Regions from separate parts of the Mus musculus genome. Here region 2 is linked to region 1. The links are chromatin loops, found by intact Hi-C in ENCODE. Cell type or tissue: heart. All regions are shown on one strand. Links, peaks and the distances in the headings refer to the core of each region. The heading gives the core; the rest is flanking DNA. Region 1 holds the start of Rsu1 (Ras suppressor protein 1). Region 2 has its middle 110 kb from the start of Gm34768.

The links. A loop is a pair of places that touch in the nucleus more often than their neighbours do. Peaks named below come from ENCODE experiments on the same cell type or tissue, not always from the same donor. Only the 100,000 strongest peaks of a DNase experiment are listed, where the experiment ranks them.
Region 2: it touches region 1 in a loop (3-fold over the local background); 8 of 42 quality-filtered maps call a loop at or near these places.

The regions. Positions count from the first base shown.
Region 1 is chr2:13,256,543-13,271,879 of GRCm38, forward strand. Rsu1 (Ras suppressor protein 1) reads right to left here and starts at 14,873. Exons shown (of 9, transcript NM_009105.4): 1 at 14,658-14,873; 2 at 14,369-14,480. The coding sequence starts at 14,477. It overlaps Gm13270 (a long non-coding RNA gene), which reads left to right and starts at 15,035. Exons shown (of 3, transcript XR_865976.2): 1 at 15,035-15,170. In heart, for the core only: a CTCF peak has its summit at 8,579 (motif pointing left); no DNase peak of the experiment used is centred there.
Region 2 is chr2:12,004,370-12,019,706 of GRCm38, forward strand. No RefSeq gene overlaps it. Among named protein-coding and RNA genes, the nearest start is that of Gm34768, 110 kb to the left of the region's middle. In heart, for the core only: no CTCF peak of the experiment used is centred there; a DNase peak (open chromatin) is centred at 7,292; H3K27ac peaks cover 802 bases.

The DNA of each region.
Region 1 (15,337 bases), core at 4,764-12,763:
CCAGTTCACATACCTCTGGTGAAGGAGTATGTCCATTCAGATGGATAAAGAATCAGGAGATGCAGTTTGGCTTTCTAACATCACACGAGCCTCATGATGTTCAGAGGAAGGCCTGTTAAAGGCGAGCGATTCACAGCAAATGCACAGGAAGCAGAGTAAGGAACCAGGAAGTAAGAGCCAGGTCAAGCCATTAATGGCAGAACCCTGGTGATGTGTTTCCTCTATATCGGGACTCACTTTTACAAATACAAAATCTAAGCCGGGCTGTGGTGGTTCACACCTTTGATCCCAGGACTCTGGAGGCAGAGGCAGGAGGATCTCTATGAGCTCCAGGTCCGCCTAGTCTAGAAAGCAAGTTCCAGGACAGCCAGGGCTACACACAGAAACCCTGCCTCAAAAAAAAAACCTTAAAAACAAAACAACAGCAACCAATACAAAATCTAAAGACAGATCATGATAGCAGCTCAGCTGCTCTGTTCAGCTGTTACAAACACGTTAGCTTGCAGCTGCTGAGACTCACTTCTCTCAGCTCCACAATGAAAGCAAGTACAGAGGCAGAAAGTGAGCCATCAAGTGCATTTGGCAAATGATAAGCTTGAGATATTAATAAAAGTAATGTTATGGCTTGAATATGAACTAGCCCACACAGGTACATGTGTTCACTGGTTCCCAATGGCGGGTGAGGTTTTGGAAAGCTATGGACCTTTAAGGAGATTAACCTTTGGAGCCCTATTTTCGACGGCTGTCTCTCCTACTTTTATGGCCACAACTTGGCGTGACCTCATGCTTCTGTAGTCATGAACTCTGTCTCCTTCACAACAGACTGAAAGTTCTGACACTGTGAGCCAAAATATCTCTATCTTCTAAATATTTCTATCTATTTTCTAAATATCTAAAGAAGTTTCTGCCATGCACTTTGGGCACACCAGTGAAAAGTAATGAATTCAGACCACATGAATGTGTACATAGAGCTCACTTCTTCAGTCACTCTAACAGGACTTGAAACATGAAAAGAATCAATATAATCGCTTCAGTTTTATTTTCTCTAGAGAGGCTACGATTTGGACTGGGAAAGGGAGACAGCGGGGAGCCTGGCAAAGATGCTCAATTGCCAAACCTGAGGACCTGAGTGCCATGCCCGGAACCCACAGGGTGAGAAAGAAATCAAGCTCTGCAGATTGTCCTCTGACCTCTACAGGCACCCCGTATAGTTCAAAGTGCCCACCACACACTTTTGTGCATTCACACACATATACACACAAACACACACATACATAGTACATACCACAAATACATGATTGTAATAAAACAAAATTCAAGAATTTTTAATAAAACAAAGAACTTCTATGAAGTTCAGTTTACAAAAACGTGACCAAAAAAAAAAAAAAAAAAAAAAAAACTCCTCAGAAAATTCCGTGAACTCCAAACTCCAAAGCCATGAAGATCGATGGTGTCACTATGGCTGTCATGAGAGAAAACAGAAGACTGTCTAACAAACCCCATGAGAGCCAAAGTCTGCAGAACTCAGCAGATGGAGAGGAGAGGGAGTAGATAAAGAGGGGAAGGGGTGTCCACTCCTAACTTTGAGGGTGCAGCCTATTAGAGCTGAGGAGCTGAACAAGTCTACCCCATGACCTAAAAAAATGACCACCACTGGGCTTCCTACAAAGACAGGGCCTACAATCAAGACAGGGCAAGTCAGAAATCCTCGAGACCCTGGAGAGGGAGGGTACAGACAGACAGGGAAGGAGGACTGCACTGGATTATCTATGCATGAGCTGTTATGTGTTTGGAAACAACAGAAGGTGCAAAGTGCTAATAGTAAAACAAACTTGAAATATGAAAATAAATCTGAAATGAAAGCAAAGCCCATAAATTTATTAAAGTAAAATACAGAACAGAATACAAAAATAGTATTAATTGGGCAGGGGGTCCTGGACTGATTAAAACAGAGACTTCAAACTGTCTTAGCTAGGGTTTACTGCTGTGAACAGACACCACAACCAAGGAGCTCTTATAAGGACATTTCATTGGAGCTGGCTTACAGGTCCAGAGGTTCAGTCCATTATCATCACGGTGGGAGCATGGATACATCCAGGTAGGCATGGTGCAGGAGGAGCTGAGAGTTCTACATCTTCATCTGGAGGCTGCTAGGAGAAATCTGACTTTCAAGGCAGGCAGCTAGGATGAGAGTATTAAATGGCAAGCCCACCGAGACACACCTACTCCAACAAGGCCACACCTCCAAATAGTGCCACTCCCTCCCTGGGTCAAGCATATGCAAACCATCACACAAGCTGAACACACATGCCTGTATGCATTGTTCTCTGCTTTCCAACTCTGGACTCCATGTCCTCACTGCTTCAAGCTCAGGGCACTTGCACAGTGAGCCAAAGGAAACCCTTCTCTCTTCATTTGTTTTTATCAGGGTATTTTATCTAGAACAACTAATGTGAACAATCTGAACTTGGGCAACAGTAGCTATGAAAACACAGCCCATAAAGAAGCAAAACTTACTTTTCAATGCAAACCCTGACCCTGGCACTACATCCAGACCTGCATCGTTCTTGATCTGCACTCTACAGTCTTAGTAATTCCCTCGTGACACTGTTAACCATGTAGCCATGTTTGGAAGCCTCCTGTGCACATCAGATGGATCCATTAGTGTGATGCTTCCCAGAGAGAGATCTGAAACATGAAAAACTTGCTTTGAAGGGCACAATGTTCTAGAAAGTGCCTTGGTTGATCTGGTTAGTGCCATTTTTAAAGCCCACTATACGTTAAGAGTGCTCAGTGTGGGTCAGCCACATACTTCTCAAATATTTCCCCTATTTTGGAGATTCTCGCTTTGCATTTTTAAAGCATATGGGTGCACACTCCACCCCCCAGCAATTTGCTCCTTGGTATTTAACCAACAGAAGTGCATGCATATGTTCACCAAAATGTATCTCCATATGCTCACAGCACCACTGTTTATAATAGCCCTACCTGGAAAATACCTGTCTTAGGTAGCTTTCTGTAACTGTACTGATGTAGTACAACTAGAATAAGCTGACTGGGGCACATTCTGGAGGTTTCAGCTCCTGGCTGCTTGACCCTTGGGGCGGTTTGAATAAAAATGGCCCCCAGGAGGTTGGAGGAAATGTATCATGGGATTGGTGGGGGCGGGTGGGAGGCTTGGAAGTTTCAAAAGCCCATGGCAGATCTTTCTCTGTCTGCTGCCTACTGGTCAGGATTTAACTCTCAGCTACTGCTCCAGGGCCATGCATGCTGCTGCCATTTTCCCTGCTATAAAGATCATGACCTAAGCATCTGAAACTAAAAGCAAGCTCCCAATTACATTCTTACTTCTAAAAGGGTTGCTGCGGGGGCTGAAGAAATAGCTCAGTGGTTAAGAGCACTGGTTGCTCTACCAGAGGAACCAGGTTCAGTTCTGAGCACCCACATGGCAATTCAAACTGTCTGCAACATCGGTTTCAGGGAATCTGACAGCCTCACACAGATACGCATGCAACTAAAACACTAGTGTACATAAAGCAAAAATAAATAAATAGCATTTTTTAAAAAAAAGAGTTGCCTTGGTCATGCTGTCTGTTTACAGCAATAGAACACAGACCAAGACAGCTCTGCTGTTTTGAGGCTGAAACAAACCTGCTGACCTCCTGGTTGTGAAATAAACAAAACACAAGCAGAAAGGGTGAGATACTAAGCGCCCCATAAATAGGGTTTGCCCCAGTGACTGCCTCCCTCAGAGTCTACTTACCTCTTAAAGTTTCTACTACTTCCCAAAAGTACCAAGACAGGAATTAAGAATTGGGGAGTTCAAATCCAAACCAAAGCACTAATCAAATGTCCATCCATGGTGGGCTGGATAAATGGTGTCTAGATATCTAGAACCAACTGCATATAAATGAGTATTACAGGCACACAGCTGGCCTGCTGAGTCCCGGCACACAGCTGGCCTTCAGGGTCCCGGCACTGAGCACTCGGTATATATACAGGGCCCTCCTTGGTGTCTTTGCAGTGGCATACACAAGAACAGGAAGCATTCGGTTTTTTGCTTCTGAAGTTGGAAGAGTGGTCTTCCCCGAGGGGACAGCAGCTGTGAGGGGCTCCGGAGATGCCGGTAAGGTGCTCTTTTGTTGTAATCACTTCGGTTTCACCGTTCTGAATGTGTAGACCACAGAAAAGCTTCCCACTTAGTGTTTATAAAGGCATCTTTTAAAAGGTATGTGCAAATGTGTGAGGGTTTGTACATGCTCAGCACAGGGAGTGGCATTATTTAAAGGGGTGGCCCTGGTGGGGTATGTGTGGCCCTGTTGGAGTAGGTGTGTCACTGTGGGTGTGGGTTTTAAGACCCTCATCCTAGCTGCCAGTATTCTGCAAGCAGCCTTCAGATAAAGTTGTAGAACTCTCAACTTCTCCTGTACCATGCCTGCCTGGATGCTTCTATGTTCCCCGCCTTGATGATAATGGTCTGAACCTCTGAACTTGTAAGCATGCCATTTAAAAGTTGTCCTTATAAGAGTTGCCTTGGGGGCCAGAGAGGTTGCTCAGCAGTTAAGAGCCCTGGTTGCTTGTTCTTCCAGACGTCCTGAGTTCAATTCCCAGAAACTACATGGTGGCTCACAACCATCTGTAATGGGATCTGACGCCTTTTTCTGGTGTGTCTGAAGACAGCAACAGTGTACTCACATAAATGAAATAAATAAATCTTTTTAAAAAAAAAAAAAAAAGAGTGGCCTTGGTCATGGTGTCTGTTCACAGCAGTAAAACCCTAACTAAGACAAAATGTTTGGGCGAAAAGAGTTCCAGTTCCCTCGGCTCAAATGGTATGAGCATGGATGGCATCCATGAATGCATTCCTAAATGGCAAGAAAGCCACTAGCCCATCGATGCAGGAACTGTGGCTTCTTGCACATAAGCAGCTCGGCGGCAAGTGCTAAGTGTACTTGCTCAATTACCAATTATCTCTGTCTCCTACGCGGGATTTATACTTATCTTGACAGAAGAGTTTGGAACAGGGAACTAGAAGAAACCCAGAATGTGGCTTCTGACATCTGGAGGCCTGGAGTCAATTCCTCCATCTACCACAGATGGACTGTTAGGTAGGCTAGCTTAGCGTGTTCCCCCTGCCACTAACTGGATCATCATTATCATCACATGGGCCATGAGTTTAAAATGTAATTGCTATGAGAGTTACACAGCTGTATGTGATAAATGTGAGCAAGTGTTAATAAACTCTACAGAGTCCAGCACAGTGATGCATGCATGGCTGTGATATCAGCACCCAGAGGAAGCTGCAAGAAAGATCATGACGTGGAGGACAGTCTGGTTATATAGTAAGCTCCAGGCCATCATGGCTGTCTGAGGGGACTGGGAATACACACACACACACACACACACGCACATGATATCCATATGTATACATATAGATATATGTATATATGTGACATGTTATCTTAACAAAGTGCACAGTCTGTAGAATAGAAACACATAATCTGTTAAGTAAATATGTCTGACATGCCTTGAAGACTTAAACATTCAAAGCTAGAAGGGAAAACTGCTTTCAAGGCTGACCACTCGGTACTTAGTAAGTGGCTGGTGTGCTCTTCCCTGGGTGAGAGACCATTTCTCCCATTCTCAGTATCCCCTTGTTGCCTGTGGGTTTGGTTTACGGATGAGGCCTCCTGGCCTTCCCTTTCCATGTGTCCATGTTTCCTTGTTTAGCTCAGATTCAGGCAGACAGACTGGTGAACTTCCATGCGTGTGACTTCTGACTAGGTGACAATCTCACAGCTTTGCCTCTGGCTCTTACACTTTTTCTGCCCCATCTTCCTCAATGATCCATAAAGGTTCAGGAATTGTATTGTAGATGGACAGCCCTGAAGACGCGCATACAAGTAATGTTCTACTGATTGAGCAGGTTGTCCTTAGTGTGTATTTAGGAATATACATGGATACGTGTGTGTAACAATTAATGAAAACAGAGGCCATAAATTTGAAGAAGAGCAAGAGGTCTATGTGGGAGGGCTTGGAAGGGGGAAGTGGAAGGGTAAATAATATAATGATACTATAATCTCAACAAAAACAGAAAAATAATTTAAAAGTAATAAAAATGTATTAGCATAGGAAGACTGTTGAAGCTGTCATTTATTTATACAGTCTGAATAATACTCTCTGAAAAACTGAGAAAGTAAATTCCCTTTCCCTTAAGATACCTGATCTCATGATATCACTGCTCATTTGGCCCTGGTCTTCCTTAACTTTAAAAAACTATTCTGCATCCAGAGTACAGAGAAGCATGTAGGAACAGAAGGATCCTCAACAGCACTGGTTCTCAACCTTCCTAGTGCTGCATCCCTTGAATATAGTTCCTCATGGTGTGATGACCACCAACCACAAAACTCATTTTATTGCTACTTCACAATTATAATCATGCTATTGTTATGAATCCTAATGTAAATATTCGTGTTTTCTGGTGGTCTCAGGCGACCCCTGTGAAAGAGTTGTTGAACCCCCAAAGGGGTTGCAATCCCCAGGTTGGAAACCACTGTTCTAGAGGGACAGATCATTATGACATTCTGTCATTCTGACTTATTTTGCTTGCACATGAACCAGTGTCTCCCCAGCACAGTCTTTTTTCAGCACTGTAACACAAAGAATGTCACAGGCTAATGAATTAAGATGTACAATAGAAATCTTAGTATACAGTAAATCACTAAATTAACAGCAGATCTCACATGTGGTCACCAAACTCTGTTAGAGGACTATCGGCTTCTCAGGAAACCACAAAGAGGGGTGAGGGTGAGGGCGGGGTACTGAGCTCTGGTTGGATGGAGACTGGCCTGCTCCTGTGTTTCCTTCAATGCTCAGCCTAAACTAAGCTGTCAGGAGGCACATAGTTTACAAGCCTAATGCAGTGTTTGAAGGAATTAGGAACCTGAGCCAAGCGTTCGAGGCAAGGCTTTAATCTCCATCTCTTGGGAGGCTAAGCAGAACATAGTCAAGTTCAAGGTCTCTCTGATCGAGAGTAAGGCCGAGCTACCTAGGGGGCTTATTGATATCCTATCTTAAGAATAAAAAAAAATTTAAAACTGACTATGGCTATATTCAATGGCGTGCAAGGAGTCCCAAGTTCAGTTACCAATCACCTCGGTCCCCTCCCCCACCCCACAGAAAGAATACTTCTTAAGAGAGAAAGAACATAAATCTGGGTGGGCGGGTGGGTGGAGAAATCTAAGTGCACTTGGGGAAAGGGAGAGAATATGATCAAAATACATTGTATAAAAACTTTTAAAAATAAAACGATCAAGAGAAAGCTGAAGCACTCTTTTTGACAGGCGGGTAAACCCCAGTCAGGCCTGGTTATGGGCTCCATTTTTCCTTTGACAGTGTCCATCCAGGCCTGGCAACTTTTGGCTGTGAAAGCCTGCAGAAAACACAGCACAGTACCAAAGAGAAAGGATGCCAGCCACACTGAGATGCAAACGTTGACTCCACCATTATCACGATGCTGTGAGCACAGACGACGCTCTCTCATCTACAGAAGTCGGGCAAAGATCACATGCACCCAATGGTGACAGGAACACAAGAGCACGCAGGGCTCTTTCAGTGAGAACCTCCAGGGCAGATGGTATAAATGGTCTCATATGCCCCAAGTTCATGTCTGAGCCCGGACCTCTAGGTCCCTGGAATAAAACTATTTGCAGAGATGATCTTTACAGAGTTCAGTGGGTTCAAATGTGTTGCCTGGATAGACCCTGATCCAGGCTGACCACTGTCCTTAGAGAAGGAATGCCTGACACAGGCACCAGGAGTGTACACAGTCAGGGTACAGCCCATCTGAAGACATGGGGAGAAGACAGAAGCCTGCAAGTGAGGCAGAGGTGCCTCAGGAACCCTGCTACCAATACATCTTAGACTTCCTATGAGAAACTGAGCCTCTGTTTAAGGAACCCAGTCTTTGGCATTTTGTTAGAGTAGCACTAAAAAGTAAGAAAATAGAAGAATTTTGTTAAGGAATTAGTCCTTGATTAAAATTAAGAGATTAATTAATTATATTACTATATTTACATAGTATTATATGTGATACAAATATATATTTATATTATATAATATTGTCTACAATATAATATATTAACACGTATAATTAATATTATATAAACATATATTTATTAATATATTTATAAATGTATTTTATATATTATATATAAATATAATTAATGTCTTTAGGAAATATTAAGAAAATACACCATTTTTCCTTTTTAACTTTTCCAGCATTTTAAATTCACATTACCATCTTCCATGACTAAACATCACACCCTGACGAAACTGAAGATTCTACTGGATCTTGCACTCAAGAGCTTGTTTTGAGAAGGCGTGAAAGGCACCAACATGGAAGAAGTTTCCGACCAAAATGCTAAGCATGGGTGAGATTCTGCTCACCTGTAAGGTGCCACAGGTCATGTGCCATTAAGTGGTTGGCCTCTGCACAAAAAGGAGAGATGAGATGCTTTCAAAGCAACTTGAGAGGAGGCAATGCCTCTTATAAGCAGCTTAACCCTGCCCTCTACTGGTCAAACTGTGACATAGACAGCCCACTCCTCTGCTTTGAAAAATCAAAAAATATCAACCTGTGCAAAGTCACTATTCAAAGACGCAAAAGTTCTTCTTCTGCATGAAGTCACCTCCAGCATTCTCAGGGTCTTAGAAGATCTCTCGAACAGAGACAAGGCTTTCTCTCAGGCAAGTACAGAAATGTATCAAAGGTGATTTTAAGCCATTATTCACACCAGCTCTAAAACAGACTCCCAGTCTCATAACAGTTGGCACAACAGCAAGCCGTGGGTAGTGTGATGTCTTATGGGAAATCAGCTTTATTATCCAGTGCCCAACCTTATGGTCATAATGCAGTAAACATTAATTTATCACTGAATAAAGATTCAATATCAAAGAAATCTCTAGGAGTAGTGCCCTCATGAAAATGCATTTAGTCAACAACAACAACAAACAGAAATGGCTGAGAAACACCTAAAGAAACATTCACCATACTTAGCCACCAGGGGATCACAAATTAAAACTGCTTTTGGGATTTCATCTTACATCAGTCAAAATGGCCAAAATCAATAAAACAAATGACAGCATATCCTGACAGGGATTCGAAGAAAATGGACCACTTATTCATCACTGGTGGAAGTACAAACCTGTTCAGCCACTATGCAAACCAGCATGGCAGGACCTCAGGAAGCTGGGGTTCTATCTCCCTCAACATCCAGCTACACCATTCTTGGGCAGCTACCGGACAGACGCTGTGCCTGCTATAGAGACACTTGCTCATCCGTGTTCAATGCTTCTCCATACATCATAGCCAGAAATAGCCTAGATGCCCATCAACTGAGAAGTAATGAAAATGGGGTTCATTTACACAGTGAAATACTATTCGGCTGTTTGTTTTTTAAAGGAATTATGATATTCTCCGATGAATAAATGGGGCTGGGGGGAAAAATCCTGAATGAGATAACCCCAAACAAAAAGACAAATATTCTAAGTTTTCTCTTGTATGTAGCTATTTGCTTTTAAACCATCGAGATATGTGCTATAATCCATATATCCACAGTGGTTAGGGGTGTAGTAAGGGACTAGTGTTGAGGAGAGGATTTCCCAAAGAAAGAGAAATAGAACATATTATTAAGGAGAGACAGGGAAAGGAGGGACTAGAGTGGGAAGATTAAATGAGGAGGGAGATGGGAGAGAGGGGCAGAGGAAGGAATGCGGGGAGGGCCATTATACTGCGGAAGCTTCCTAAAATAAATACATGTATGAAAGAGAGATACGTAGAATCACCAAAGAATGGGGGAGACAGTGCCCCAACTAAAAACCTTTCACCACCAGGTAAAACTTCCAGTGCCAGAATGGCAAAGGATCCCCACTGTAAACCCACGAATATCTCAGGCCATTGGTTGCTCTCCACAAACTGACAGGAAGGCCCTATTGCCGAAGAGAACACCCACATCTCTCACTGAACATGGAGAAGGCGTGCTGCTGCCATACCAGAGCCTGTGCCCCTACTGAATAGCATTCCAGTACTCTGTATGCTACCTACCAGATGAGAAAGGCATCATCAATTGAGCTGCAATGTTGCAACCTTCAACAGTGACCTGCCCAGGAAATATGCTGGTGTCAGAAACACAGATAACGAGCCTTACGGCCCATGAGATGGAAACCATGCCTGACCACTGGATGGCCAAGAGCCTGAGAGTAGACAAGCCATGGCCCAGGGAAAAACCAAATACCGGTGCTCTACTAAAAGAACATACAATAAAATGGCTCCTAATGGCACACTCTTTCTTTACTGATGGATCAGTGCCTTGCTTAGTCGTCCTCAGAAAAACGTCTTCTCACAGTAGATGGGAACTGATACACAGACCCACAACTGGACAGTGTACAGTCAGTGAGAGATTCACAGTATTCAGTCCTAAAGGTCTCCTCCTCCAGCTTCTGCCCTCGGGAATTGGGGAGCTATGGGGAAGAGGAGGCAGCGGGATTTGAAGAGCCAGAGGGGAGGGAGAACGCCAGACACAACAGGACACAACAGAGTGTGGCAGCATGCCACAGCATCAGCACAGGTTCAAGCCGGATGAGACTCAAGCTTGCAAAGGAAAAATTAGTTTTCTCCAACGGTTTTCCATGGGTCATATTAGCCATACTTAGGGTAGATGCCCTGTTCAGGAGTACCCAGTCAAAAACAACAAACTCAATGCTATATTTGTAGATCTTTTGTCTCCTATTGCTTAGTTTGGATGTTTTTGTCTTGTTGGTCTTTGGCTTGTACACTTTGTTTTCTTGTTTTCTGTGTGTGTGTTGGAGGCTGTTGTACAGAATTGTTTCTGCAGTTTTCTTTTTTTATTTTTTTTTTGTATGTTTGTTTTTTAAAGAGAAAGAAAGGGTGTGGAGTGGAGTTGGGTGGGCAGAGAGGATAGGTGGGAGACAGAAGAGAGGAAAAGCCCAATCAGAATGTATTGTATAAAATGCTTTTCAAATAAGGATTTCTTAACTAAAAGCAGTGATAGTCTTCACTCCAGAAACTCTTTCCAGGCACTGCCAGACAGAGGGATGCAGGAGAGACAAGCTGGCCAAGCTGGAGGGGGCTGGGTTAAAATTTAAGAGCCTTGAGAAGCCTCCCAGAGATGGTGACCCAAGAATAGAGTCACAGACAGGTACGCTCTCAATTCCTTCAACAGTGTTAACTGGCAAAGACTCAACAGAAGGGCAACGAGAAATGACTCCTTCACATTTCAAACCCCAAGCTGGGCCTCAGCACCAACTTACAGGAGGAAAAAAAGGGGGAGGGAGATGTGAGTAGGTTATTGCTAGAATACACTCATTCCTCCTGAGTCTCACTGATACTTGCCCCCAAAACAGGCCAGAATGATAACTGCATTCTCCATAGGAGCTCCCAATGCAGGGTTAACTGGTAGCCTGTGGTGGTGCACACCTGTGATCCCAGCACTTGGGAGATGGAAGCAGGAGGGTCCTCCTCACTACAAAACGAGTTCAAGGCCATCCAGGTCTACATGAGATCCTGTCTCAACAAAATAGAAGGTAACTCACATCTCTTCATCTATGGAAACACTTTGGTGTGCTCATACATCCCAAACCCCCAAGCAGAAATGCTGGCATTTCAAATGCTTCAAAGAAATGCAAATCCTCCCTTCTCATCTTCAAAGCCAAATCATTACATTATTTTTAAGAAGTTAAATTAGTAAATGCAAAAAAAGGAAAGCTTAGGGTACAAGACACAGTCATTCTCTCTGCATGTAAGTTAATGGTTTCCTGTGTTTAATCAGGATGCTTGCATTCTAAATGTCATAGCTGCAGATAAACCTAAGCAAAAGAGAAGAGAAGAGAAGAGAAGAGAAGAGAAGAGAAGAGAAGAAGAGAATTCTTACACAATACTCGAGGTAATTTTATCATATAGCACCCACATTGGATGCCAACTGATTGCTGTTTTAAATTTATTTGTGTTGTGTTTGAGATGAACCCCAGAACTGCACATGTTCTACACAAACGCTCCACCACTGAGCTCCAATCCAGTGAGTGGCTGATAAAGCCAGTTTAGGGTCAGGCTTCCAGTGAACACTCTACAGTCTTCCAGGTTCTTAGGAGTCCTGACAGCAAGGACTCAATACACCCAGCCCTTCCTTAAGCCAACACCAGCAGAGGGAGTGAGATTTTTAAACTTCCGCTGATCTTTCCAAGAAATACCAATGTTGTCTCTTGGTTTCTGGTTTGAGCAACTACAGAAATGACCTTGCTTTTTATCCCCCAGTATTAGACCAGAAGCAGTTTTTTTTCCCCTTCAGGAAGCAAGTGGCTATCTTTTCCCCTGTAGTAAGAGCCAAGGCTTCAAAGAGATAATGGAGCTGAACTGAAATAGCAGAGCTACTCTTGTCATTTGTTAATATTACATGGGTCTTCATCTTCCAGAATGATACAAATGGCTCAGACCACTGTGGGCTCAGGCTTCAGCCCATAGGGAGGCATGCAGCAGGCAGAGAACTAGGTGCTGTTCAGGGCGCAGATGCACCTGGTCCCCTGCTCTCTGTTTAGCCTCTTCTTCCTTTACAGCAGTGGAAACCGAAATAAAGCCAAAGCAATGGGAGTGTCTAGATCCTCGGCAGACACTTCAGTGTCAAAAATCACCACAAACCCATTCTTACTGCAAGAGACCAACACATGTCACCCAAACCAAGAAGTTATCAAGATGCTAAGGGTATGTCAAAGCAGGACTCTTCATGATAGCTAGATGTCTGCAGTCCACTTTGGCCTTAATGTGTCAACATCCATCCCAGCCTGTACTCCAAGAACAGACAAGAGTCTTCATGCCTAGGAAGCTATCCACTGACTTTAAGGTCTCTGTACAGCTCCCCTCTGGTTGATGTTCTAACATCCTACTCTGACTCCTATCAACATTTAGAGTGCCGACTGTGTTCCAGACACTATTCTCAAGAACACAAGCATGGCATTGCATATTCTCTTGGTATTCGAATGAGGAAGAGAGTCTACTGGATTAAAAATAAATTAATTGGACTGGAGAAATGGCTCAGCGGTTAGGATCACTGGCTGGTCTTCCAGAAGTCCTGAGTTCAATTCCCAGCAACCACATGGTGGCTCACAACCATCTGTAATGGAAGCCCTCTTGTGGTGTCTCTGAGGAGAGCAACCGTGTACTCACATATGAAATAAATAAATCTTTTTTAAAAAATTAATTAATTAAAGGCTATGCAATCTGTGCCTTGTAGAAAGGTGGGTTCACACAGGAAGATAGAAAGAGAACGTTTTTCATAGGCTATGATGTCTGAGCTGACTCTTGGCAGTTAAGTTAAGGGACGTCAGGTGGAAAGGCATATAGATAAGGAGACAACAGACTTGCAAGTCAGGAAGATCTGGCTGCTCAGGGTCACTCAGTGGAGCTTATTCAACATCGCTTGGAATGAATGCATGGAAGGGATCGGTTTATGATCAGAATCAGACCTTGTATGTCCCGCTGAGGAATGTGGGGGTACCACTCTCAACAGTTAAGCTCTCAGAGGATCCAAATGAAGTCACAGGAACCTACAGAAGCGTGGTGACTTACTTAAAAAGTGTTTTCAAAGACCAGAATTAGTTTGCAGAATTTAAAGATCATGAAAAAGTGGACACTAGAATTCTCAACACAAAATCTGGCGATAGTGATGCAGCATTTACACATGGGGATAACCGTCTCCATGTGGAGAAGAGGAGATGCCCATGAGAAGGGCACAGGCAATGGAGTTTATGACCATTCCCACTTGTACTGAGTTCCCTGTCTGGTTTTACAGATGAGAAAAAAACAATAAAGTAAGAGTCATATAAGTTCACAGCTGAAAGCAACACCCTGATTAAACGGGTGCTGAGCTTGGATCACAAGATTGAGCAATGCCTGAACACAAATGGGAGAATGACCCAGGAATACGTAATGAAGGAAAATGTTGAAAATACTACTGGCACAAGAATTCTTACTATGCATGTAATTTTTGAGTACCACCAGCTCATGATTCATAGAGTAAAACGTGACTTCCAAATTACAAACAAAAATGGCTACTTGGGACACTACATGGAAGATGGACTTCAAAGCTATGAAGCTCCCTCACCCGCTGAGAAGGAACTGCAGCACACCTCGTGTGACGTTCTCATCTGGTTCACCAGTCCCAGCAGAACTAACTGTGGTTTGCAAGCTCCTGACAAGTGACCAAGTGACGAGCAAAGGTGGAATGGCAGGCTTCCGAAACTCGCCTCCCAAGAGAGCAGTTACTTACAAACTTAGCAACTGTCCAAGAGAACTTACACAAGCCGTTGACATCCAACATACTGGAGATACCCCTGTCACTCATGTCCACTTCCGGCTGGTTCTTCTCCCTGCTCTCCTCCACCAGCTTCTTCAGTGACTTGGACATGTTCTGTAGCAAAGGACAACAAAGCACGTGGATGATGGCAAAAATGGGAGCCTGGGGGTTGTGGGGCAGGTTAAGGCAGGAAAGGAGCAGAGGCCCAGGCTGAATTCTCCAGGGCTGCCTAGGGGAGAATGGGTATCACCATGGAGTCCTTAATGGAGGACTTGGACCCCGCACACTCACCGCAGCGAGCAACACCTGGTGGGTGTGATTAGGGACCTGCAAGGGAAACTCGGGTGGAGAGCGATGAACTGGATCAGCCGAAAACAGGATCCCGCAGCAGGAACACACCCTGTCCCAGCGATCGCGCAGGCGCACACAAAATCCGGCCAACCCCACGCCCCTCCCGGCCTGACACTTCCCAAATTAGGAGAACTGTTTCCCAGCTGTGGCTCCAGGCGAGGCTCTGCCCACTGAAGAAAGTGGACCCCGAGGCGGACCAATCGTACACGTTTTAGTCTCAGAGACTCCGCCCTACGCTGAGGAACGCCCATCTTCTTGAGTTTGGAACTTGAATTGGACTCAGCAAGTGCATGTGATCTAGATTCTGCGCATGCTCAGTAAGCTAGCTGAAGGACAAAGTTCTGTGGGCGGAAGCAGGGGATTCTAAGCTGGTCGCTGGTACCGAGGTAGACTCTTAGAATGCAGCTTGTGTTGAGGGATTTGGAGTTCCGTCCTGAGAAATCCACAAGTCAGGTACTCTCTTTTGTCCTGCGTCTTTCGTTGCCGGTCCCCTCCCACGGAGAGTTGTTACCGTGAGTCCCTCGTGTGCCCCTGGCTGTCGCAGACCTGGTGGAGGTATGAGGTCTGGATTATGGTAAAGATTCTGAAGACAAAGATTCCGCCCGAAACTTATGTCCTCA
Region 2 (15,337 bases), core at 3,033-11,032, 1.3 Mb before region 1:
GGGACAGGGGGGTGATCGTGTTAGTTAAAACAACAAGACTCTCCAAAGATCCATGTCTTTGCAGAAAAGGGGTTAACCCAGACGCAATGCACCCCTGTCAACCAAGGGCAGATTTACTGAGGTCAACCGAGGCAAATGGGGTGTTTGCCAAGTCGAAATGGAAAGGATTTCCTGCAGCACTGAGACACAGGAAGGGAGGACAAGGACACTATCAGCACAGAGTGAAAGGCAGCTGCTGGCAGGTGTGTGCACAGTGGTGGGTTTTATGTGGTGTTAGAGTGGCCTTTGTGTGAGGTTGTGGTTCTGGCCTTTTCTCTGAGGTCATTCTTGCAGTCAGGTAAATGTATACAAGAGCTCCTTCTACACAATGTTATAACTTCCCTCCCTTCTCCCCCTCCGCTTAATTGGTTCTGATAATGTTCCCAGATTCTATTGTTGTAGTTTAACAATTACTAATTCACAACCGGTCCGAATCTTATACATTTCTTGTCTTACACCTCTCTCTCTCTCTCTCTCTCTCTCTCTCTCTCTCTCTCTCTCTCTTTCTCTCTCTCTCTCTTTCCCTTTCTCTCTCTGATTATTTGAAGCAAATCTCATCACTTCAGGACATACTCCTGGACTTTGTTTAAATACAACTCCACCATGTTCACACTTGAAAATGACCATTAGTGATTCCATATGACATAAAGTAGCTAGTTGGGGCTCAAATGTATACAACTGTGTGCTAACATTTTAGCGATTCATTTGACACCCTCGTTGAAATAAAATCTACACATTCCAACTGCTCAAGTACCTCTTGACTATTGTTAGAGTCATTTTGTGTATATGAGTGTTTGGCCTGCAAGAACATAGGCAGCACCAGTGTTTGCCAGGTGTCCTCAAAGTTCAGGAGAGGGTTTGGCGCATCTGGAACTGGAGTTACAGATGTTTATAATCTGCGATGTGGGCCTGGGTCCTCTGGAGGAGCAACCAATGCTCAAAACCACTGAATAGTTAGTTCCCTATGGCCTTCCCCCACCCTTGGTGTTTAATTATTGAAACAGAATTGGATTGCTTTTCTCATAGATTTTGTGAGTCTGAATTTTGCTGATTATGCTTTATGTTAGCATATTCCTGTACTGATGTATGTTCTGAAAACTGGGATCAGATTTTGGTCATATTTGTGTTCATAGATACACAATATACATATTATTCCCATGAATGGCAAAGGATGAACTCTGGTACATCATTTAAGGACCATTTTTAGCCAAGGTCTTGGGCCACTATGCCGTGACAAAGACTGAACCATTCTACAACCTGCACATATATGTTATATATGAGTTCTACAGCCTATACATAGGTGTTCTACATGACTTCTATAGCCTGTATGTACATGTTCTATATGCCTTTTCACTTTGCTCCACACATACTTTGATGACCATCGTGAGGGAGAATTTTCAGATTATTTGCTGTGTGGAAGTCATTCTAAGCCCAAACCACGTCCCTGTGTGTGCGGAGCCTGGCAGTCCCTTGTTCTTTCTCCACTTGGTAATCATTTACTTTGGGTTCCATGCATTGCACTGGAGTCCTGGAGGTTTAAAAGTCTTTTTATTTTTATTGCTATCTCTAATTAATACAAAATAAACAAGGTATTCTTCCATGTTTCCAGGCTATTTGGCTGAATAAGGAGAAGACAGACCAAAGTGAGAGCTAATTACTCTAAAGAAGCCTTCAGAGAGAAGCAAGGGACAAGTGATTTTCTCACACCAGGCTGGGTTTGTAAAACTCGATCTTGTAAACCTTGGTCTCAGGGAACAATTTGTTACAAATACAACAAGACAAACCAAAACAAACAAGAGACCAGAATTCCATAATTCTCTTAAAAATCTAGTTTCACGTTTGTTCTCATTTAAAATTCAGAATGGAGAATTGAACGCTGCTCGAACAACCAGAATAAACAAAAGATAAAAAAAGGACCCTTCCAGCTTGATTTACCACGAAGGTCTCAGGGCCAGAAGGCTAGCTGGTAAACTCATACTCCGTCTCAGTACCAGAGCAACATCAAAACAGCACCGGAAAAATCAGTGATGGTTCTCTGTTAGGTGTCTAAGCCCCGGGGTTGGAGTTTAGTGAACAACAACATCCCTGAGCTACAAAGCTGGGCATGGTAGGGCAGCATGGTAGTTACAGCATCTTTTCTGCTCCTGCACCTTGGTGTGGGACAAAAAAATGGGGTCCTGCATCCACTTTTGGCTAGGGCTGCTGGGCGAGGCAGACTGGGGAAGTTTGACTGCTCGGACCCCAGGAAACTGCCAGGCAGGTATTGGACTGTGAGAAGCCACAGGACCCGCCCCCCCCCCCCCCCCGCTCCGGGGTGGGGAAGGAAGGGCGCAGTCTGGGGTCCCCATGGAACTGCAGGAGTTGGGCTCCAACTCTCACTCAGGCACCACAGATAACACTGGGCACCTCGAGGACCCAGGAGGCGTGGCCAAACACCTTCTGTCCTTTAAGGCCACTAGGGTCCCGCGGGACCAGGCTACTTGTGCACAGCTCACCACCCCACACCATGGTATAGTAAATTCTCCCATGTGTAAACACATTGAGTGAATGGGGAGAATTGTTATTTTTTATTTCAAAAATTATCATCTCACTAGTTTTATTGTTCCTATTTAAGTTCAACAGCATATCTTCTAAAAATAAAATCTAAACATTAAAACGAAAGAACTGGATGACTTTATAATAACCTTTAAGAAGACACAGCATGCCGGGTGTAGTGGCGCATGCCTTTAATCCCAGCACTCGGGAGGCAGAGGCAGGTGGATTTCTGAGTTCGAGGCCAGCCCGGTCTACAAAGTGAGTTCCAGGACAGCCAGAGCTATGCAGAGAAACCCTGTCTCGATAAACCAAAAAAGCCTGTGGAACTGAGTATGGCCACACAAAGGAGTTTTCTAGGAGGAGAGAAGAGCTAATTGGACTTTAAAACCTCCCAAGCTCTACATTATCAGGGACATTTCATTCCCAGCTACTATGAGTCATCCTTGTACACTGACATCACACACAGGTGAGTAATCTGTGTTACACCGGGAGAGACCGGCCAAGGCTCGTTTTATGGCTGAAGACATAAAGCTATATCCAAATGTCCCATTTTCAATCTTTTTCAGCTACACACTTGACATGAATAGCAGCAACATCTCTTAGAATGGAGGTGAGCAACACACACACACACATACCACACTCCAGTGCTCATTTGACTTGTGGGTCAGCCACCAGAGGGTGATATGAACTGTCCTGTCCTCTGACCAGAGGAAAGGAACTGACTTTTCACTGAGGTTACGGCCAGGTGGGAGGCCTCACTCCCTTGACTCTCGGGCCTGGCCTTACCTCTCACCTTCATTTTTTCTGCTCTGTGCTTTCCCCAGCGAGTCCTCGCTGGTCTCCTAAGTTCTAGTCTCCTGTGGCACTGCCAAAAGGTCACATGCCTTACCTATGTGAGACCTTCAAGGTCCTCCTTAGTTCTGGGCCTTGGCAGTTGTGATGGCCATCTTGGCTTTCTTGACTACCTCTACAATGAACTAAAAACTCACCTGTAAGGGACTTTTTTTTTTTTTAATCATTTGAGGTAAGAAGACCCTCCTTAAATATATATCACTTGATGTTGGAAGAGCCATCTTTAATCTAGGCTGGTAGCTGCTGTGAGCTTGCTGCTAGCTTGCCTTCACCCTCCCTGGCAGGTCTATCCCTTCACTGGCATTAGAGCTTCCTACTTTGGGATTCTGATGTACACTGAAGACCAGCCGTTGACACATCCAGCCTCATAGACCTGAGGACTTCTAGATTCTTGGATTTTTCACTGGGAGGCAGCCATTGCCAAATTAGCTGGACCACAGCCTTCAAGTCATTCTGATATGTATGTACATTTTTCACATATTCAGTCTATCAGCCCTGTTCCTCTAAAGAACTGACTAATACGGCGTTTTGTCACTTGGCCACACATCACATGATACTGCTATGATACAGAAATGTGCCTGCCTTCTGTACTAGCAGTTACTCTCGGAGGAGAATCTTGCTTGAATTAAGATTTTTTTTCGGGGGGAGGGGGGAGTAGTGGTGTTTTGTTCACAAAGTGGTCAGCCATAGTTGAAGGAGCCTGTAGACTGACTCTATTGATTTTTATTTATACTTACTTTTTGGAGATAGGATCTCCAATGTAGCTCAGGCTGGCTTCAAAATCACTGTTCTCTTGCCACCTTCCAAATGCAACCCTGTTGCATTCTGAGCGACTCAGTTCCCTTTCTCCCCTTGCTCAGCTTCCGAGTAGGTCACGGAGGGGTCTCAGCAGGGCACGGGTCATATGAGCTATTTAATGGAATCTCTAGGCTCAATTGTCTTTAATACAGCTCTACGTGTTTTATTAATTGAACTTCATGACTAGAGGGTTGGCAGCAGAGAATGAGATGGGGGAGAGGGTTGAAAGACGGGAAAAGTAAAGACTGGGATGTTAGGGAGAGCCAAAGTGAGGCTTCATTCTAAGGAAGGCGTCTGACAAACTATCAATCTTTGCGTGAAGGGTATTGCTGGCCTGTGTGTATCAGCACCTGTCTCTCCTTGGTCACTTTGGACACAGGTTGTCTGTCCCCAGCAAGACAGAATGATTCCTAGCTCATTTAACTGGCAAGCACATGTGTATGGTCAAAGGATCCAAACAGTAAACAGGGGAAGTCAGGGATTGTATTAGTGGTGTGCCAACTAGCTTGTGTTGTCCATTTTGTTTGGCTTAATTTTTCTTTGTTCTCATTGAAAATCCCATCCATTCAATCTTGAGAGAATTCCATTTCAAAAGAATGCTTTACAACCATCACATTAAAAAATTTTTTTTGAGATAAGAGTTTCTTTTTGTAGCCCCAAAGAATTCACATCTAAAATGTGGGCTATGCAGTCATGCATCTAGTACACATCATCTCAAGTCTGGGTAAACAGGCCCACTACTATATCCAACAAGGTCAGCATCAGGCAACTGGTGTAGAGCATGGGCCAGAAATTAGTGTGGCAGGTGACTCTGTTGGCTTCTATTGGCATCAGATGGTTGCAAAATCAAGGACAGATGGAGACCCTCAGGCTGGTGTGGTTGGGCTCACAAACTTTTCAGTTTTCACGTCTTGCTGGCAATTGATACCATGGCAGAAAAGAAACCCAGGACTAAAGAAGAGTGGCTACCATCTTGTCTGGACCAGCAAACACTGTCCAGACATCCATGAGGTTAGAAGAGAAGGTAATAAAAACGTTATTACTATGTATTTAAGTCTCAGCTGAAAAAGATCTCTCAGCAAAATCTTCCAGGGAAAGTTTCTATTTTGAGAGCACAAGGGAGGAGGCCTTATATTTTGTATACCATTGTAACCTAGTTTGAAGGCATACATTTGAAAGTGTGTTGACAATTTAAGTATTTCTTAATTTGGTCTCTCTTGCATTATTTTGAAAAGCTGTTGAAATGAGAAAAGAAGGTTAGCCTAGAAACAGCAGCTTGTGGGGGCAGGGGAGGGGCAGGGTAAGGAAGGTGGCGGGGGCAGGGAGAATCCAGTGTCTCAAAAGCCTGTGATAGAACAAATTGAAAGAAAATATTTGGAGACACAAACCCAAAGAACCTAAGGACTAAGGGGATTTTTATGATAATCCGAGGGTTCTGAGCATGCTGACCTGAACATCCGTGGTCCAGGATGAAAGCATTCAGCACACTGCTCAGTCAATATTGTTGTTGGGAAGGAAAAGTTTGTGGTGGAGAAAAGGGGGAATTTTGTGGACAAAGAAAAACAAAACTGTAAAGCAAGATGTTCACCTCATCTGAAGTGATTTCAGGACAGGTTTTAAAATGCACGTAATGAAATGCTTCTCTGGATGGATTACAAAAGTCCGTGGCTGCTGGTGTAAGCAAATAGTCTAATTCTTGCCCTCAACATGACAGAGAGAGAGAGAGAGAGAGAGAGAGAGAGAGAGAGAGAGAGAGAGAGAGAGTTGACCATCTTGATTAAAATCTTATTTACATAAAATAGCCAGTGAGTCACACAAACTTAGTAAAAGCATGTGCTATAAATTAGGTGCTAAATATTTATTTTTGCAGTGCTGAGACCTATAACATCATGCATACAAGACAAGTATTCTACCACTGAGCCACACCTCCAGGTCATGTTCCATTGTATGACTGGTCATATGACCAATGTCATGTGTATGCAGGTGCTTGTGAGTTTATGTGCATGTGGAAGCCAGACGATAAATGTGGGTATTCTTCTTTAGGCTCTATCCTTTTTTTAACATTAAAATTTTATTTTTATTTATTCTGTAGTGTGTGTGTGTGTGTGTGTGTGTGTGTGTGTGCTTGCTACAGCACATAACTGTGTGCAGAATAGAAGCCATTGTGTGGGGATTTGCTCTCTCCTTCCACCATGTGGGTCAGGGAATCAAACTCAGGTTGGCAGGCTCAGGAGCAAGGTGCCTTTACCCACTGATCCATCTTTCCTGATTTATGCACCTTTTTGAGAGTTCTTTCTCACTTATCTGGAACTCACCAAGTAGGCTAGCCCTGGCCAACAAGTTCCAGGGCTCTGTCTGTCCTGCCATCCCAGCAGTGGGCCACTGTTCCCAAGTTTTGCAAGCACTCTGTAGACTGAAATACCAACCCAGTCCCATTTGCTTTTAAAGACAGGTTCTTACTTTGTAGCACCAGCTGCTTAGGAACTATTAGCCCAAGCTGGGGTCACACCCAGAAATATAGGGATTAGATTCAAGCTGTACTAGACTCTAGTTGAATTCTCTTGAAACATCTCCAAGTTGGTTTCTTCCATTGCTTTTTTTTTTTTTTTCCTACTAGGAAGCATTTCTTTTGTTACAATATTTACATGAAGAGAGCACCTTTCTGTGTCTCTATTTCAAATGAGTACAATTTGTTGTAAGAAAGTTGCAAATGAGAAAAACAAGGACACTTTGAAGAACATTCCTTTCTTCTTTTAGGACCCTCTTTGTAACATCTTTCCCTCTTATGGGCCAAGTCCAGCTGGCCCACCTCTCCCTGTCTGGTCTGCATTCTGTGATTTTGTTTGCCTGAACAAACCCAGAGCCAGCTGAGGGAAACCAGGGTCTGAAGTCAGAAGCCAGACTATGGCATCCCCCTTTGTCCACAGGCAGATTCCACATGGGTTTGTTTTAGTTTGCAGTGATGGCAGAATTCCATTCCCTGGGGGACTGACAATTATCTGTATCCTCTCTGAATTTCGCTGCTTATCTGTAGACAAACTCCCAGCAGTCCGCTGGCCAGAACACCAAATGAAAGGACTTGCCAGCACAGGCTGTGCTGCAGGATCAAGAAGCTCTCTTCTGTGAGGGGAGGGAGGGTGATGGGGTGGAAGCATTCCATCAGTTGAATGTGACATGCAGGATATCACCAAGACCACAAAGAGACAGGCAGAGCGCCTCTGAGGTGGAGAAGCACATCTCTTTTAAGTGAGGAGGATGGCGGTAACAGCATTGGTAGGAGTCCTAGCACGGGCATCAGCTCTTTTGTGCATGAGAACTTGAGGAAGGGCTGGAGAAGTGGAGGTGAGAATGGAGGAACACTAACTTCCACAGCTAAAGCAGGCTCAGGCAGACTGGGAAGGTGGTCAACGATAACTTCATTTGTTCCTTCATTAACTGAAAGGATAATTAGTGTATAGTTCTTTTGGTTATGCATGTAATATGTGCAGGGCTGTTGTGATGATTCAGCCAGTAAAATGCTTGCCTTGCAGGCAGAAGGATCTGATCTCTAGGAGCCCATGTAGAAACAGTGGGATATACTGGCATGTATTTGTAAGTTAGCTGTTGTGGGAAGTATTAAAAAAATGTCACCATCCCACTCTATAAGGAGCAAGACATCAGCAGGCTGGCCAGCCATGCACTGGCGGACAATGGCTGGCCTCTTCTCATCTTGTGGAGACTCTTTGACTTTAGTGGCTCCGAAATCTCTCCACCCTGCTCTCTAAGTTCCCTTTGGACAGTCGTTATCAGGCCAGCTTCATGCTTCAAAACTCCCATGGGGTTTTGTGGCACACATCTGGCAAACCCATGCTTTACGGCCATACCGTTCTCTCTGGAACCCAGTCAAGCTGCAGAATGAAGGACAACACCACACAAACTTAGTTCAGAAATAATGGTAACTCAATCGCTGGGCGCAACAACTAGAATCCTAATCTTGTAAGCCATATTAAATCTAAATCTTCTGGTGGTAAATCCGTCTAAACTGGGAGACACTATATTTTGTCCTCTCACTATTGCTATCGAAAAGCTCCTATTTCTCTCCTGCCTACTCTCTTCCTCTATCCAACCCGGAAGTCCTGCCTACTCACTCAGTGATTGGTTCCTTTATGCATTAGGTGATGGTTCATAAGATGTTATCTGAGTATAACTCATTCCTCATTCCAGACAATTCCTCCTGGGAAAGCAGAATTAACATCAAAATACAAACGCACCAGGGCCATCCACAACAGTTAGTGATAAGTGGACTTAGGGCTCACTGGCCATCCAGCCTCGCCAATTAGAAGAGCTCCAGGCCAGCAGGAAACCCTGTCTCAAAAAGCATTTTGGAGACTAGAAAGGTAGGTCAGCAGTTAAGAACATCTACTGCCTCTGCTGAGGACCCAAGTTTGGTTCTCAATGTTAAGCAGCTCATGGCCACTACTAACTCTAGTTCTCTGGCTTCTGTGGGTACCTACACATACCCTTCCCACATATGAATAAGTAAGAACAATAAAAATAAGTCTTTCAAAAAGGTGGATGGCACTTGTGAGTCACAGCTGAGGTTGTCCTCTTACCCTCCCCACACCTGCACATGTGCACCTCTGCATGCATATAAACATGTGTGCACACATGCACAAATAAGACATGTATATTAAGTCAGTGTAAGGAAACTGAAAATAAGATGGAAAGAGGGGGGGGGACCCTAACCTGGTGCCTCCAAGAATTACTGTTTTACAGATCGTCTCACATTAGCTTTTCTGTTTATATTTTTAAAAGATCTAGTTTTACTGTTCCTTCCTAATACATATACCTTATATGTAGAGATGTGTAGGCTTAGATGTTTCAAAACCTACTTTAATAAGGGTACATAAATGCTTTAACCTCCCTTCTAGCCCACCACCCACCAGAGGTGGTGGAAAGGAAAGGTTAATAAGGCAAAGGAGGTGTGGACTTGTTTACAAATAGTTCCTGGGGGTCAATTCCAATCTTCATTGTCAGGGTATCAGCAGTTCAGCTCACATGAATCAGCAGTGGTAGTTTGATCCACTCACAAACACCATTCATGAATCAGCAGATGCAGGTAGACCCAGAAGAAACTGTGAGGCTCTGCCAATTGGCCTGAGCCCATGGAAGTGGCAAGAAGCTGCCAGAACACCACCAGAAGTTCTTTGGTGTATTTCTCTCTATGAACTCATGACAAATGATGACCAGCAAAGAGTGGCACAGTGAACCAACAGCAGGCAGCATCCTCAGCAAAGACCAGCAAAGAGTTGTAAGACGAACCAGTGCCAGAGCATTTTCCACAGTCTGCTGGGTTATCCTTATATCCTTTCCAAACATCACGTGTTCTCTCAAGTGTCTGCTCTAGCAAAACATCACATGACCCCCCCCCCTTTTTTTTTCAGGCAGCTTCCAGGAAATCACCATGTGTCTGTTCGCAACAAAAACATCCTCTCATAAGATAGTTTCCAGAAACACATCACATGACACAACTGAGTATACAAAGAAACCAGACATTTCCACTTCAGGGTACATAACTGCTGTAATGTATAATGGTTAAATGATATTTTTCAGTTAACACTAAAAACACATTTTTGAGGGTATCAGTGGATTATTTGTATCAGTTGTGTCTATGTCAGTTTTCTATCTGTCTTTATCACTCCCACGTAGAGTATAGACATCTGAAGTGATGTATAACAGGTGAGGGAAAAGGAAACACGATGAAAAGCTATTTTGGGAAGACCCCTCCTATGTTCTGAGAAGATAAATGCACAGCAGCAAAAGACAATAAACAGAGATACTATGGGATATGGATTATAATTTACATGTGTGTGGCTCATGCCTGCAGTCCCAGCACTCCAGAGGTTAACATGCACGGGGATTATGTGTGCACATCTGTGTCTGTATGTGTATGTGAGTGTGTGTGCAGGTGTGAGTGTATATGTGATATTACAAACTCCAGCCAGAGAACTTACCTGCCCCGTTCCTCTTTCTCTTGTCAGCTTTGTCACTCATGCCCCAGCATGGGCACTTCACTGGGAGCACCTCCTCTTACTGTATCCTCAGTGGCAATTGATGTCTTTACCGATGAGGTCACCGGGAGAAGGCATGTTCCTTCCTCTTAGTTCATGTCTGTCTGGTAAAATGACTGAAACATTCTACTAAACGTGTACAAAAGTGAAGAGCAAATGGACTGGGAAGCTCCTGAATGACTTCTGTGAAGACTTTATTCAGGTTTAGGTTGAGTGGAGGAGGCAGGGGCTAGAGCGTGGGAAGGTGGGATGGAGAAGTAGGCGTGGCGGAGTGAAGTGTGCCCTTGTCAGCTACGTGAAATGGCTCTGATGCCATTGGAGGATAATGAGGAGGTAAGGGAGAGAGCTGAGCAAGGGGAATTGGCTTTCCTTTAAAAAGTTAAAAGTAACCACGACCAAACAATGGCAGGCATCTCTGTACTCTATCCTTTGGTGTATAACTATTCAAGTTAGTTAAGATTTCTCAATAGCAGGATGCTGATGTGACTAACAGGAATGAGAGCAGAACTGATTTATAGAGATCTGTGAGAATTAAAGAAGATAATGAACATAGAATGTGAAGGACCATGAAATGGGGGTTGCTAGAGGCAGAGGAATGAACAGTAAAACAGACAGTAGCAACAGTTGCAGTGATAATGTAATAGTGTGTGTGTGTGTGTGTGTGTGTGTGTGTGTGCACGCTCATGCACATTCATGTGTTGGACCTTGGGGGCCTTCCATTTTTGTTGAAGACAGGGTCTCACATTGGCCTGGAACTTTGACAAATAGTCAAAGCCAGTTCAGCTTTTCCATTGAGTTTCTAGAGATCTGATTATTTCTGCCTCTCATCTTGCAATCATTGAGATTACAATCACGTGTGACTTATATTTTTTATGTGGATTCAGGTGTTCTTAACTCAGGACCTTATGCTTGCAAGGTAAGCACCTTGCTGACTAAGTTATCTCTCAGCCCCACAGAGACGTTAAAAACCTTACAACATGAAGGACTTACCAGAGGAGGTAGAGGCTTATGAGAAGGCTTGTCTTCTGGCACCAGCTATTACCCAGGGGCAACGTTTCCTTCTCTTTCTACTTCTTGTGTGGATAGTCATTCAGCAGGAAGGGCTCTCTCTGGGGTGTAGGTCCCACACACAGGATTTGGGGTACAGGGAAGGACACAGGGCCCCTGGGAGGAAGGAAGGAAAGGGACAAATCCCAGGGCAGAAAGGATCTTCCTCTTACAGTTGATAACCAGGCCTGCATATAATATGCACATGCGTGCAAGTGTGGCATGCTCCCACACACCAATGGGAAACTGAGGGACGGAAAGATTTTGGAGCACAGTGAAGATACTCGAGTCCCTTCTCCCACTTCCTCCGTGGACTGTGCTGTTGGTTAAAATGTACTTCTAACCTGGGCTAAAAGATCCTCTTGTATAGTTTTCTGTGCTCTGTTTGACCATAAGCATCTGGGCTTGTGCATTTCCCAGCTCCATAGGTGTGTCATTGGGTGTGTTATTATTCCTGCTGCCGTATGATGCGGATTCAGGGTCCCTCCACTGAAGTTATAAGATCTCTGAATTTCCTTGGGTGATCAAAGTACAGGCAAAAGGTGTGAAAATGGGGGTCAGCCTGGGGTTAATCCTCCCTGGAAATTCATTTCTATATCTTAAGTAACCTTATCTGAAGAATTGTAAGGAAAGAGGTCACTCCTACACATTGGGCTGCCCACCACTCCAAGGCTCTCTTCCCATGCCAACAAACACCCCTTCCCCATACTTCCACCTCTTAGAAACCTATGACTCTTAGCTCTGCTACTTAGATATGTATTCCTTTACAAAGCAGTTGTCATGGAGAACGATTGAAACAGTTTCAGCTTTTTGGCTGGACTGCACAGACTCTCGGCTTGACACCCTTCAAAGTCTGCTGCACACATGGAAGCTGGTGGGCCCCTCCCAGATACCAGAGTGGCAGTGTGCCTGGAGCCCAATATGTAGAACCACACACTCAAAACCAGGGCGGAGTATTTCCAAGCTCTGGAGATGAAATGTGGATGGGATATTAGACTAAATAGAAAACAGTGCATGGTGTAGTCATGACACCCTCTCTAGCAGGAGGGATGGATGAGTAAACAGGTGTGGGCCTCTCATGAGGACTTTCCCAGATACCTGGAACTGCATGTGGAGTAGTTTGGCATAATGATGTCAGGTTATAAGAGACAAAGGTGTTCTAACGTAGGGCCAAGGTGCACCCTCCTTTTTCTTTTAGTTAGAACGAGTTGCTGAAACTCCTCTGAGTTAGCACAGCATTCTGTTCTTGTTAGCACATTTCTGTGTAGGTCTAAACAGAACAGCATGTCACTTGAAACAGTGACTGGGGTATCATTAAGGGTTGGTCAATCTCCAACTCAAACTAGACAAATATGCCCAAACATGGGTGACATTTCTACTTGTCCACTAAGATATTTCCTCCCCTTATACACATGAATGAGGTTGCGACTGAACACAAGGTTCCATGTTTATAACTAGTGACCAATCCAGGCCACTGGATTTCAAATAGAAGTGAGATATGTGTGACTTACTGGCCCATTCTCTTGATATTTCTCTTAAATGACAAGGTCATGCTGCTTTTCTTCAAGCTGGAATCCATACATAATAGAGCAGCCACCTTAAATTATGCAGTGGGAACTAGTTTTAAGTTAATCGATCAATCAATCAATCAATCAATCAATCGTGTGTGTGTGCCTGTATGTATGTCTCTGTATCAATGTATGCACTGCCCTTAGAGACCAGAAGAGGGTATTAGATCTCCTGGAACTGCTATTACATGAGCTGTGATGTAGGTATTAGGAATTGAACCTGGGTCCTCTGGAAGAACAGTCAGTGTTATTAACTACTGAACCATCTCTTTAGCCCTATTGGAAATCATTTTGACGACAAAGCATAAGAAAGAAGAATGAGGACCATCAGTCACTATATAGCTCCCAGATCTGTCCTGGGTTGCCTTTCTAGACTTAAAAATCTCTCTCCCGCCCCCTCTCTCTCTGCCCTCCCTCCCTTATCGTTTCCCTCTCTCTGTATGGGATATGTGCATATTCATTTGCGTGTATACAAGCATTCATGCAGCTGTGCATTCACATGAATGTGTGTGTGGAGGTCAGGGATCAACACAGGTGTCTTCTTGAATCCATCTCCACTGTGTTTTTGAAACAGGGTCTCTCACTATGCCTGCCACTCACCTGTTCATGGACTCTGGCTGGACAGTGAGCTGCAGAGATCCCTCTGTCTCTGTCTCCACCATTCCTCTCCATGGTGGGTTACTGATGTATCCAGGTTTTATATAATTGCTGAGGGTGCCAGTTCAGGTTCACACTCTTGCACATCAACTATGGTTGTTGATTTTGACCAGATCATCTCTTTAGCCCTCTTTTCTAGATTTTTATGTGGCAGAGAAGTCACCTTCTGACTTGCCACTTTTAGTTTGGATTTCTCCGGCAGTAAACTATGATCTACCCAATGTCACTCCTATATCTTAGATTTAATATAGTTTGGAAGTGTTGTTTTCCTTTTTGATCAAGAAAATCTGTTCTTTAAAAATTTATAGATATTGGTGTTTTGCCTATATGTTTGTTTGTGTTCAAGGTGCATGTCTTGTACCCATGGGGCACAGAAGGAGGTGTTGGGTCCCTTGGAACTGGAGCTACGGAAGTTAGTCAGTTGTGAACTCTATATACTGAGATCAAACTCATGTCTTCTAGAAGAATATTCTTAGCCACTGAGCCATTTCTCCAGCCCTTCTATGGTTCATTTTAAATTTTTTCTTTTGTACTTTTATCGTCATGGTAATTTTTAACAGATGTAGTAGATTTATTTAACTTTTTAACTAATCTATATTAATTGTACAAATTAATGGGTTTCATTACATTTTCAAACATGCATATCATGTATTTTGATCAGGTTTCATCCCATAATTATTTCACATTCCCTCCCCTTGTTTCCTCCTCCTTTTACCCTGAATTTTTTTTCTTTCATGTCATTCACCAGCCCCTACATTCTACATGTGAGAGGAAGCACACAGAGGCTGTCATTGTAGAAGTACCTTATGTTAATCTGACCATTGGCACTTCTGTACACTTTCCTGAAAATGACACAATTTTGTGATGATTTATGGCTGACTAGAACTCCAACATGCATTTATGCTTCATTTTTTATCCATTTATCTGGTGAGAGGCAGGTAGGCTGCAATAAACAGGTGTGCAAGAGTTTCTGAGACGAGCTATCTTAGAGCCCTTTGGGTATATATCAGGAGTGTAGACCGGGCTCACACAGTGATTACTTTTAGAGATTATTGAGTAACCTTCATGCTGACTTCCATAGTGGATACTAATTCATGTTCCCACATATAAAAAAATCTCCTCCTTACCCTCCTTCATCTCCCTATCCTAAGCAGCACTTTTTTTTATTAATGATATCTATTCTCCTTGGAGTAAGACTCAAAATCAAGTAATAGATGTGACATATGTCAAGAGTCCAGGATTCAAAGGTCATTTTCTAAAAGATCTTAATAATTCTCATTTTCAGTGTGTGGACAAAGGTGTAAAGCTCACATTATAATCCAAGAACAACAGGGGATGGGGTGGGTGGTGAAGCCCAGTCAGCAAGCCTGTGCATCACATGTACCTGGCATTGGGCTCAGGCTCTAGCACCTTGTCTCTGAATAATATCCCAGATAAATAGGACAGCTGAAGATAATCGTCTCTGATAAGAAAGCAGCTCTTTGCCTGTAGCCATCCACAAGCTAAAATTTGCTGATAAGCACTGCAAAACTTGCTGAATGAGCATCCTATCCTCCTGTAGTAGGAGGGAAGCCAGCTCCCACCAAATGCAGATATCAGGCTTTCAAATACTGAAGAAGTGGTTCTAAACACACTCTTTTCTTTCTTCCTGGCTTACTGCTATGCAAAGGCAATGATGTTGGTCACCAAAGGTCTTTCAGTGTCTGAAGAATCATTGCCCTAATCCTGAAAATCAACCATGCAATCTCTTTCCAAGCCACATAGCCGTGTCATGTTCTGGACATTAATCAC